Regions from separate parts of the Homo sapiens genome. Here region 2 is linked to region 1. Evidence: chromatin loops called from intact Hi-C (ENCODE). Cell type or tissue: heart right ventricle. All regions are shown on one strand. Each heading gives the region's core, and the rest is flanking DNA. Links, peaks and the distances in the headings are about the cores only.

Evidence for each region. Peaks named below come from ENCODE experiments on the same cell type or tissue, not always from the same donor. Only the 100,000 strongest peaks of a DNase experiment are listed, where the experiment ranks them.
Region 2: a loop joins it to region 1, with 2.1 times the contacts of the local background. A loop is called at or near these places in 22 of 110 quality-filtered maps.

The regions. Positions count from the first base shown.
Region 1 is chr5:41,832,997-41,839,625 of GRCh38, reverse strand. The region is part of intron 7 of OXCT1 (3-oxoacid CoA-transferase 1); the gene reads left to right. Among named protein-coding and RNA genes, the nearest start is that of OXCT1-AS1, 34 kb to the left of the region's middle. In heart right ventricle, for the core only: no CTCF peak of the experiment used is centred there; a DNase peak (open chromatin) is centred at 3,813; H3K27ac peaks cover 2,495 bases.
Region 2 is chr5:41,712,422-41,717,421 of GRCh38, reverse strand. No RefSeq gene overlaps it. Among named protein-coding and RNA genes, the nearest start is that of OXCT1-AS1, 160 kb to the left of the region's middle. In heart right ventricle, for the core only: no CTCF peak of the experiment used is centred there; no DNase peak of the experiment used is centred there.

The sequences.
Region 1 (6,629 bases), core at 988-5,987:
TTTTGAAACAATCAAATGTTAGAGTTTTGTTCCTTTCTTGGAAAATGAAGTGTGCTATTTTTAAATTGCTGAAGTATATGTTACTTTCAACCGAGGCATGGTGGTTTCTTTTGCAATGGCTTTACATTTTCTGAATTTAAAATGGATAGTGTGGCTTACACTTTCTGTGTAACCTGTCTTTAATTTATTCATCCATCTTAATGACCTGTCCGTGGCACACAACTATAGCATTACTGAAAAAAGGCCTACAGCATAGCTTAAAATAATCAATAGTTTTACACCCTGTTGACTTCCTGTATTTCTGTAAAACTGTCAGAAACCAGTATTTCTTTCCAGAGTACAGAGGGGCGTTATGCATTATCCTGGGTGAAGTTCTCTTTAAAATTTTTCCTGTTATAATCTGGTTCTTTTCAGTTCATCTCATTTCTTACAAGAGCAGAAAATAACCTTGTGTTGAAGAATCATTGCAGGTATTAGGAAAGAGAGGCTCTCTTTTGGCCTAAGGAGAGAAAATCCTTTAACTAAGCCTGCAAATGTAATAAAGGCTTCCCTCCTGTGTCCCGGAACAGACATCTCTGATGGATCACAGAATGCTTTCCTGGTAGGCCGAGACACACATTAGGGTCTCTTTCAATACAGTAATGTGCGCAACCACTCCTAATTCACTACACTCTCCAGTATGGTAGCCACTAGCCACATGTGACTTATAAAATTAAAATTATGGCACAGTGGCTCAGGCCTAATTTATCGCAGCACTTTGGAAGGCTGAGGCAGGTGGATCGCTTGAGCCTAGATGTTCAAGGGCAACATGGTGAAACCCTGTGTCTACAAAAAATTAGCCAGACGTGGTGGCATGTGCCTAAGTCCCAGCTACCCAGGAGCTGAGGTCTGAGGATCGCCTGAGTCCAGGAGGTCAAGGCTGCAGTGAGCTGTGACTGTGTCACTGTGGCTCCAGCCTGGGCCACACAGTGAGACCCTGTCTCAAAAAAAAAAAAAAAAATTGACTGAGAAATTGAATTTACCTTTATACTAGTCCCATATCAAGCAAAGCTACATGTGGCTAGTGATTACTGTATTGATTAGCACAAGTAAACATTATCATTGCAGGAAGTTTTATTGGACAAAGCTGGATTAGAAGGATCAAGAATAATCTGTTATACTAGTACAGGAACATAAGCAAAACAGCTCTTTGGACTATAGGATTATTGTAAGCCTACCCCTGACACCTGTTCATAGTAGAAACATATAGTATACATAGTAGAAACATGACCATAGATTGAATTGTAAGAACTGTGCTCTCAAAAGTGGAAAATAATTTGGAATTGGGGTTAGTGCCTAGATTGGGCATTTTCTGATGTGAAACTCTGTTTTGGCTTTGTGATTTGTATTTTGAGTCCAGTGAGTACCCTGGACCTCCAGCCCCCTGTTCTGTGCTATACCCTATGCACTCCGTTACCTGCGCTGGCCTCCAGGTTGCTATGACTTTTCAAGCCCTATCTTGCTTTCTTTTATGGGAGTCATAGTGGGATGGATGATTATAAGCTGGTCTCTGAAGTGCAACATTTAAGAGGAATCTTCAGGGATCATTAAGTTAACTGCATATTCTTCTGCATGCAAAATGCCAATAATGTTAGCTACTATTCAGGCATTTATGATGTATTAGTCACTACCGTATTCCTTATGTGCATTATTTTAAATTCTCACAATAGTCCTATGAGATAGGAATAATAATTATCTTTATTTTAGAGATGATGACTTTAAGGCATAGAGAGGTTAAGTTATATACCCAATGTCACACAGCTTAGGTGGAACCAGGAGAGACCCACAGAGAAACTGATTCCAGGCTGTCTACTCTTTTCCATTATGTAATGAAATGCTTCCATGTTATCTATCAATGGATGCTTTAAACTCTTGGAAGATATTGAATCTCCAGAAGTAGTCCATTTCATTGCTAACTATTAGATACAAGCAAATAAGGAGTTTTTTTTTTTTTTTGCCCAGCTTATTTTTCTATCCCAGACCTTCCTTGACAATTATTTCAATTGTAGTCTTTTTTTTTTTTGTTCTAGTACCATCTACCTTAGAGATGTCTTTGAGAAAGGCATCATCCTGTGTTCAGTGGCCCCGTGCATTCATTCAGTCTTTCTCTTGGACTCTTTTCATTCGATTGTCTAGCCTCTTTGACCTTTAAGCTTTTTACATATTTCTCTAAATGTGGTGACTGAATGTCTGTTCTAGTACTATAGTATCTTAAGCAGTGGGAGGCATAACAGTGTGACTACACCCTATATAACATAGTCAACGGCGTCTTTTTTTTTTTTTCTTAAATAAAGAACTCTTAGCTCATCTCCTTTCTTTTGAATTGTGGAATCTGGATTAGAGCTTGTCTCCTAAAGCTCTGTGCCAGCATCTTCCCACTCCACAATGCTGCATCTTCTCAACCTTTCTTCTCCCTGGTGATTTGAGTTTTGACTTGAGTTTTAAAGAGGATAGAACTATAAATATTTAAAGTACTAAGATTCCCTTAGGCATCTTAAATTTGTTTTGGATTTAGAAGCAGGGTGGCAAAGGAACATACATCTTGCTTTTTTGTTTATAATTTTTAAATTATATAATTTACAGCAAATGTTTTACATCAAGAAGTAAATGAGTATGTTTATTGTGAATTTAAAAGAAAATCAAATTGTCCTTGATGTTACTTATTTCTAGACTCTGCAAAAGGGAAACATTAGTCCTTTTTGGCAAAGTTTTGTTTTCAGATGTGTTCTAGACCAAGGGCCCCAACCCTCAGGCCATGGACCTGTACTGGCCCATGGTCTGTTAGGAACTGGGCCGCACAGTGGGAGATGAGTGGTGGGTGAGTGAGCATTACTGCCTGAGCTCTGCCTCCTGTTAGATCAGCCCTGGCATTATATTCTCATAGGAGTGGGAACCCTGTTATGAACTCTGCATGTGAGGGATCTAGGTTGCTCGCTCCTTATGAGAATCTAACTAACGCCTGATGATCTGAGGTGGAACAGTTTCATCCCAAAACCACGTCCCTGCCCAACCCCCATCTGTGGAAAAAGTGTCTTCCACAAAACTGATCCCTAGTACCAGCCAAAAAAGCTGGGGACCACTTTTCTAGATAAACTTATGAGTTGTGTAAAACCATAGAGGTGATCACTTATGTCTGTTTTTAACAAAACCAATATGAACATTACATTCATATTTCTTAAAATGTGCAGCCATTTGCATGCTTCCCCACAAAGTTGTGACACAGTTGATGCTGGCTGTATCTTCCTACCCCTCTTATGGACCTAGGTAGCTACTTGGGAAAAATAGTGCACATGGGCGCATATTGCCACACATGCTAGAGAGATGTTTCTCTTTTCAGTCCAGACAGTGTTATTTCTGGACCTCCCTCTCTTTGAGTGAGGGTGAAGTCTTCCCTGATAAACTTTACAAGTTCAAGTGCAAAACCAGCCAGGGAATGACTCTTGGGTGTTGCCTTCCATGTGTATGACAAGGAGTAGCAAGGACTCTTGAGTCTTCCAAAGGGAACTAATTTGGCTGTTTCTCAGGAGGAATCCTGTTATTGTGTTAAGCTCTCAACTCCCTATGAGCCCCTCTGCTAGTCTTCTGTGTGCATAACCTACCATCTAAGTTTCTCTGGAAATGGCCTATTTCTGTTTTTTTTTGAAGGAGCCTGTAATAGAAAACCTATGGGGAGGGATGAGAGTGCTTCACTCAGGAGACTGTTGATGCTTTGTCTCCTGCAAGCAGCCTGGCATGCACGTGCTGTCAGAAAAGGTCGTCTGACTCAGCCACTGAAGCTGCTGAGGCTGCCTGTGACTGAAATAACCTCACTGCTGTGGATTTCTTTGTGCTGTCAGGCTTGTGCCATGGCTAGTTTACGAGACAGCAAAGGTTTACCCAAGGCCCTTTCAACTATTTTAGTTAACTTCAGCTTTCAGTCAAAACAAGTACATTTATCATGACATAAATATAATTACTTTTATTGTATTTATATTGTGGTATGTTTGCCTGTAAAAGAATTGCTTAGATGATACGATATTTGGTGCACACAAATATTTATTGTAGCCTGTGTGGTTTATGAATCACAATATAAATTGAATATCGGTGAACCCATCTAATATAAGAATTAGAGGTTAATGGACATATAGAAAATTATTTTCAAAAGTGATATTCTAAGACTTATTTATAAGAGCCAGGCTTCAGGGAGCTGTATCTTCTGTGTTCTATACTGGTGCCTGGCATGTGCCATTGTTTTAAAATTTTTAAATTTTTGTGGATACATAGTAGGTGTATATATTTATGATTATTGGGCTGTTCAGATTCTTAATTTCTTTCTGGTTCAATCTTGATAGGTTATATATGTCTAGGAATTTATTCATTTCTTCTAGATTTTCCAATTTATTGGCATATAGTTGCTCCTAGTAGCCACTAACGACTCTTTGAATTTCTTATGAGTTTTAATGTCCCCTTTTTCATCTCTGATTTTATTTGGGTCTTCATCCCTACCCCCACCCCCACCGTTGTTAGTCTGGCTAAAGGTTTGTCAATTTTGTTTATCTTCTCAAAATACCAACTTTTTGTTTCATTGTTCTTTTGTATTTTCTTCATTTCAAATTTATTTCTGCTCTGATCTATATTTCTTTTACTAGTTTTGGGTTTGGTTTGCTCTTTTCTAGTTCTTTAAGTTACATCATTAGGTTATTTCTTTTTCTTTTTTGATGTAGGCACTTATAGCTGTAAATTTTCCTCTTAGTAATTTTTATCTGATGAAATGTTCTGTAGATCTCTATTAGGTTCATTCTGTAGTGCAGATTAAGTCCTATGTCTCTGACTTTTCTTCCTGAGAAATCTGTCAGTGCTGAAAATGGGGTGTGGAAGTCTCCAGCTGTTGTATTTTAATCTGTCTCTCTTTAGCTCTAATAATATTTGCTCTATGTATCCGGCTGCCCCAGTGTTGGGTGTGTATATATTTATAATCATTGTATCCTCTTGCTGAATTGACCCCTTTATCATTATATGATAAGCTTCTTTGTCTCTTCTTACAGTTTTTCTCTTGAAATCTATTTTGTCTGATGTAAGTATAGCTACTCCTGTTCTGTTTTGTTTTTTTTTTTTTTTTTGTGGGTTTCCATTGGCATGGGATATATTTTTCCATCCCTTTATTTTTGGTCTCTGTGTAGCTTTATAGGTGAACCATGTCTCTTGTAGACAACAGACCACTGGGTCTTAACTTTTTTCATCCATTCAGCTACTGTGTCTTATTGGAGAGTTTAGTCCATTTACAGTCAATGTTATTATTGATAAGTAGGGACTTATTCGTGCCATTTTGTTTTTTGTTTTCTGGTTGTTTTGTGGTCTTCTTTCTTCTTTCCTTCCTTCCTGTCTTCCTTCTAGTGAAGGTGATTTTTCTTTGGGGTGCTTTGATTTCTTGCTTTTTATTTTTTATGAATCTGTAGTTTTTTTTGTATTTGATGTTAGCATGAGGCTTGAAAAGACTGTCTTATAACTCGTTATTTTAAACTGATGAAAACTTAACACTAATTGCATAAACAAATAAGCAAAAAGAAAACTAATACAAACTCTATGCTTTTTTTTTTTTGAGACGGAATTTTGCTCTTGTTGCCCAGGCTGGAGTACAGTGGCATGATCTCGTAAGTAGCTGGGATTAAAGGTGCGCACCACCACGCCCAACTAATTTTTTGTATTTTTAGTAGAGACAGGGTTTCATCACGTTGGCCAAGTTGGTCTCGAACTCCTGACCTCAGGTGATCTACCCACCTCGGCCTCCCAAAAGTGCAGGGATTACAGGCATGAGCCACTGCATCCAGCCAAAACTCTACACTTTTACTTCACCCCTATGCTTTTTAACTTTTTGTTTCTCTTAATTTCTTATTGTGCTATGTCTTAAAGTTATTGTAGTTATTCTAATTGGTTCTTTAGTCTTTATGCTTAAGAGTGTTTACACACCACAGTTGCAATGTTAATAATATCCTGTGTTTCTATGTGTGCTTATTATTACCAGTGAGTTTTGTATCTTCAGATGATTTCTTGTTTGCTCATTAACATTCTTTTTTTTTTTTTTTCAGATCAAAGAACTCCCTCTATCACTTCTTGTAGGACAGGTCTGGTGTTGATGAAATCCCTCTGATTTTGGTTGTCTTGGAAGTTCTTTATTTCTCCTCCATGCTTGAAAGATATTTTGCCATATATACTATTCTAGGGCAAAAGTTTCTTTCCTTCAGTCCTTTAAATATGTCATGCTACTCTTTCCTGGCTTGTAATGTTTCCACTGAAAAGTCTGTTGCCAGACATGTTGGAGCTCTGTTGTCTGTTGTTTCTTTTCTCTTACTGCTTTTGGAATTCTTTATCATTGATTTTTTGGGAATTTGATTAACTCGCAAAAGGTAGCTTTGGAGGTAGTCTTCCTTGGGTTAAATTTGCTTGGTGTTCTATAACCTTCTTGTACTTGAATGTTTATCTTTCTCTAGGTTTGGGACATTTTGTTATCCCTTTGAATAAACTTTTCTACTCCTATCTCTTTCTCTACCTCTTCTTTAAAGCCAGTAACTCTTAGTATTGGCCCTTTCGAGGCTATTTTCTAGATATTGTAG
Region 2 (5,000 bases), core at 1-5,000, 120 kb after region 1:
TGGCATTACAAGAAAAGTTTGGGTCACTTGATACGTACCACAGATCGGGGTCTAAAGCTGTGATTGCCCACCATTTCAGGATAAATGAATCCAGTGTAAGGACCACTGTCAAAAAATAAAAAAGGAAGGAAATTCATGAAGCTGTTGCTGCAGCTATGCTAGCAGGCACAAAATCCTTGCCCTTGTTGTGAAGTGCCTATTTATCTTGTATTATCTTGTATCTGTATTGAAAATGCAGCTTTATATGGGTGCAGGGTTGCATTATAGGAAAGGCATACATATAAACTCTAATATGATTTGAGAAAAAGCAAAGTCATTATATGTGACAACTTAAAGCAAAAAGAAGATGAAGGATCTAAAGCTGGAAAATTTAATGCCAGCAAAGGATGGTTTGATAATTTTAGAAAGAGGTTTGACTTTTAAAATGTCAAGATAACAGGAGGAGCTTCTGCTGACCAACAGACAGCAGATGAGTTCTTAAATGCCATTAAGAAAATCATTGAGGGGAAAGGCTATCTGCCTGACCAAGTTCTTAATGCAGATGAAAGTGCCCTATTCCAGAAAATCCACAAAAGAAATTTATTAGTAAGGAAGAGAAGCGAGCACTGGGATTTAAAGCAGGAAGGGATAGGCTAATTCTACTGTTTTATGCAAGTTCAGTCAGGTTTATGATCAGGATTGCCGTTACCTATAAAACTGCTATCCGCTGAACCTTGAAGGTAAAAAAGAAAATAAACATTTTATCTGAGGAATATGAATCTCCTCTAAATTATCAGGCCTAGGGAGGCATAGGAATGAGACACCAACTGTGTCCAACTTCCCCCTTGAGCTACATAATCATTACTTGAAGCTGCATGCTATGTGGACTCTAGACTGACTGATGACACAAATAGCTATAAACTAACCTAACAATCCCACATACTGGACACCATAAATCATACCCTATGGTTAAAAAATGTACAACAGTCACTAATAAATGCTATTTTTGTGAACCCATGAAGAATTCCTGACAAACAACTTTGTATTAGCCCACTCCTTGTCTCCCTTGTTTGCCCTTAAAAACCTACTGTAACAAAGGCTACATGGAGCACATATCCAAGGTTGCTTGGGTGTGAGTCTTCTGGGAAGCTTGTCCCATTTTAGTTGAAGTTTGAAGTTGTATTTGTGCTTCGGTTTCCTTCTTTAGGCCAATAAAGGGAAAAGATAAGCACCTGCTTCCAGTCTTCTGATTATACAACAAGATAGCCTGGACAGCAGGATCCCCTTTTCTGGATTGGTTTCATCAATGTTTTGTCCTTGAAGTCAGGAAGTACCTTGCCAGTAAGGGACTGCCTTTTCCAGTTCTTTTGATATTGGACCATACCCCTGCTCATCCAGAGCCCTGTGAGTTTAATACTGAAGGTGTCAAAGTGGTCCACTTGCCTCCAAACACAACATCTTTAATTCATCCTCTAGATTGGGGTCATAGGAACCCTTAAGGCTCATTATACATGCTACTCTATGGAAAAGATTGTCAATGCTATGACAGAGAAACCTGATAGTTAGAATGTTACATAAGTCTAACAGGATTACACCATTGATTATGCCATCCTTGTTATAGAAAAATCCATGAAAACCATCAAGCTCAAAATAATACATTCCTGCTGAAGAAAACTGTGTCTATATGTGCATGGCTTCACAGGATTTATAACAGAGCCAATCAAGAAAATCACGAAAGAAATTATAGATATGGCAAAAAAAGGTAGGGGGTGAAGTGTTTAAAGATTTTGTGAATCTTAGAGAAATTCAAGTGGTAATAGGCACCACAGCAGAGGAATTAACAGAATATGACTTGATAAAGATGAGTGCTTCTAAACCATGCCAAACTATGAAAAAGAAGACAGAAGAAGCAGTGCCAGAAAACAAATTGACATTAGAAAACTTGACAGAAGGATTCCAATTATTCAAAACTGCTTTTGACTTCTTTTATGACATGGACCCTTCTATGATACAGGCAATGAAAGTAATGCAAATAGTGGAAGAAGTATTGGTACTGTATAGAAATATTTTTAGAGAAAAGAAACAAGCAAAATGTCTGAAATTATGATGCATTTCCATTAAGTTCCACCAAGTGTGCCTGCCTCTCCTTCCTCCTCTCTACCTTCTCCATCTCTGCCACCTCTGCCACTCCTGAGATGGCAAGATCAATCCCTGCTCTTCTTCAGCCTACTCAATGTGAAGACCATGAGAATGAAAACCCTTTTGATGATCCACTTTCACTTAATGACTAATAAGTATAATTTATCTCCCTTGTGATTTTCTGAATAACATTTTCTTTTCTTTAGCTTATTGTAAGAATGCAGATATCATACACATAATATATAAAATATGTGTTACTAGACCGCTTATATTATTGGTAAGGCTTCCAGTCAACAGAAGGCTATTAGTAGTTAAGTATTTGAGGAGTCAAAAGTTATATGCAATTTTTTATTATACTTTAAGTTCTGGGATACATGTGCAGAATAGGCAGATTTGTTACATAGGTATACACGTGCCATGGTGGTTTGCTGCACCCATCAATCTGTCATCTACACCAGGTATTTCTCCCAATGCTATTCTTCCTCTAGCACCCCCACACCCTGACAGGCCCTGGTGTGTGATGTTCCCCTCCCTGAGTCCATGTGTTCACATTGTTCAACTCCCACTTATGAGTGAGAACTTGTGATGTTTGGTTTTCTGTTCCTGTGTTAGTTTGCTGAGAATGATGGTTTCCAGCTTCATCCATGTCCCTGCAAAGGATGTGAACTCATCCTTTTTTATGGCTGCATAGTATTCCATAGTGTATATATGCCACATTTTCTTTATCCAGTCTATCACTGATGGGCATTTGGGTTGGTTCCAAGTCTTTGCTATTGTGAATAGTGCTGCAATAAACATACATGTGCATGTGTCTTTATAGTAGCATGATTTATAATCTTTTGGGTATATACCCAGTAATGGGATTTCTGGGGTCAAAGAGTGATTGCATGAGGGGATGGCTTCCCTATCCCCCATGTTGGTCAAGGGTCAACTATAGTTCTCCTGAAGACTATACTTCAGAAGTACCCAATAGAAAGAAAAAGAAAATTCCTCTAAAAAGATCTCAGAAAGAGCTTCAAAGTAATGCCCCATTTTTTTACACACAGATGTCCCATATGTTGGAACCATTAGACACGGACATAGAAAAAGATAAATATATTCAAGAAAATAAATGATGAGGTGGATAATTTAACCAGAGAAATTCTAACATAATAAAGTCAAGAACCCAACATAGCCGAGCGCGGTAGCTCATGCTTCTAATCCCAGCACTTTGGGAGGCCGAGGCAGGCGGATCACCTGAGGTTGGGAGTTCGAGACCAGTCTGACAAACATGGAGAAACCCCATCTCTGCTAAAAATACAAAAAAAAATTAGCCGGGCATGGCGGCACATGTCTTAATCCTAGCTACCCAGGAGGCTGAGGCAGGAGGATTGCTTGAACCTGGAAGGCGGAGGTTGCAATAGGCCGAGATTCCACCATTGCACTCCAGCCTGGGCAACAAGAGCAAAACTCCATCTCAAACAACAACAACAACCCCAACAAAAAAGCAACAAACAACCAAAAAAACAAAACCGATATATGTGTGTAACAGTAAATGAGACAATGAAACACTATTAGTAAACTGAAAGATAGGATGATATAAAATATCCAGAGTGAAACATAGAAAAAATGAATGGATTAATAAATACAAAAAGTACCTATGAAACATGGTAAAAAGAAGGTCTAATAGCTGTGTAAAAATATTACAGAAGAAGAGGAGAGTGAGAAAGGGAGGGGCTAAAAGCTTTAATAGGTAAAATTTTGGCCAATTAATTTCCAAGATTATCAAAAGCACTTAAACCACAGATTCAAAGGAGCGCCGTCAAACCTAAGCAGAATTAAAAGCAAAAACAAAAACATAGGTAGTATATCAGGGGCCAATAGCTAAAAGCCAAAGACAAAGAAAGATCTAAAAACAGCCAGAGTGATAAAGACATACTACTCTTAAAGGAGGAAAAATAAAACAGAGAACTGACTTCTTTTGTTTAAAAATGCCTGTGCATGCAAGCCTGAGAGTTAAAAACTCCAAGGGGGATTCAGTCAAATGGGAGCTGTCACACTTTTGTGGCTTTTACCTTGAGGAGTTCACCAAGTTCTTACAGCAAACATCAGACAAAAATTTCCTCATGCTTTTGGTAGGGAAGGGGAGAGGAAGGCAAGAAGAAAGAATTATTTTGCAATATGCTAGAGAACTATGCTCTTCTTAACCAGACCTGACCCCAGAAGAAACTCCAGAACCAGAGCCTAACTTGCTGGGATATTATCAGAAACTAATTGACCTCAGAAAAGGAAATACCCAATTCCAGCCTACTCTAGTTGTCCTGTCTCCCTAAAGGGATAGGGGAGAAACTGAGAAGCACTTGTGTAGTTCACAGTCCAGGAACACAGGCTCACTTAAAGATTGAGACCTAAGCAAGCATGGGTCTATAGAATGTTTTCCCCTGCCCCTAAACCTTAGCAACACATTACTAAAAGCCCATACAAAGCAGTTCCTTTTACCTGGTCCATCATATCTGGTTATCAAGAAAATATTACAAAACATACTAAAGGCAAAAAAAAAAATCCACAAGTAGAAGAGGCAAAAGAAGCATTAAAACCAGAATCAGATATGGCAAGGATGCTGGAATTATTAGAAAGAAAATTTAAAACAACTATAGTTAATATGCTAAGTTCCCTAATGAATAAAGTAGACAGAATGCAAGAATAGGTGGGCAATGTAAACACAGAGATAAACATTCTAAAAAAAATGCTAGAAATAAAAAACACTGTAACTGAAAGAATAATGTCCTTGATGGGTTTACAATAGACTAGGTATGGCTGAAGAAAATATCTCTGAGCTTGAGGATATATCAACAGAAACTTCCAAAAATGAAAAGAAATGAGAACAAAGACTTGAAAAAACA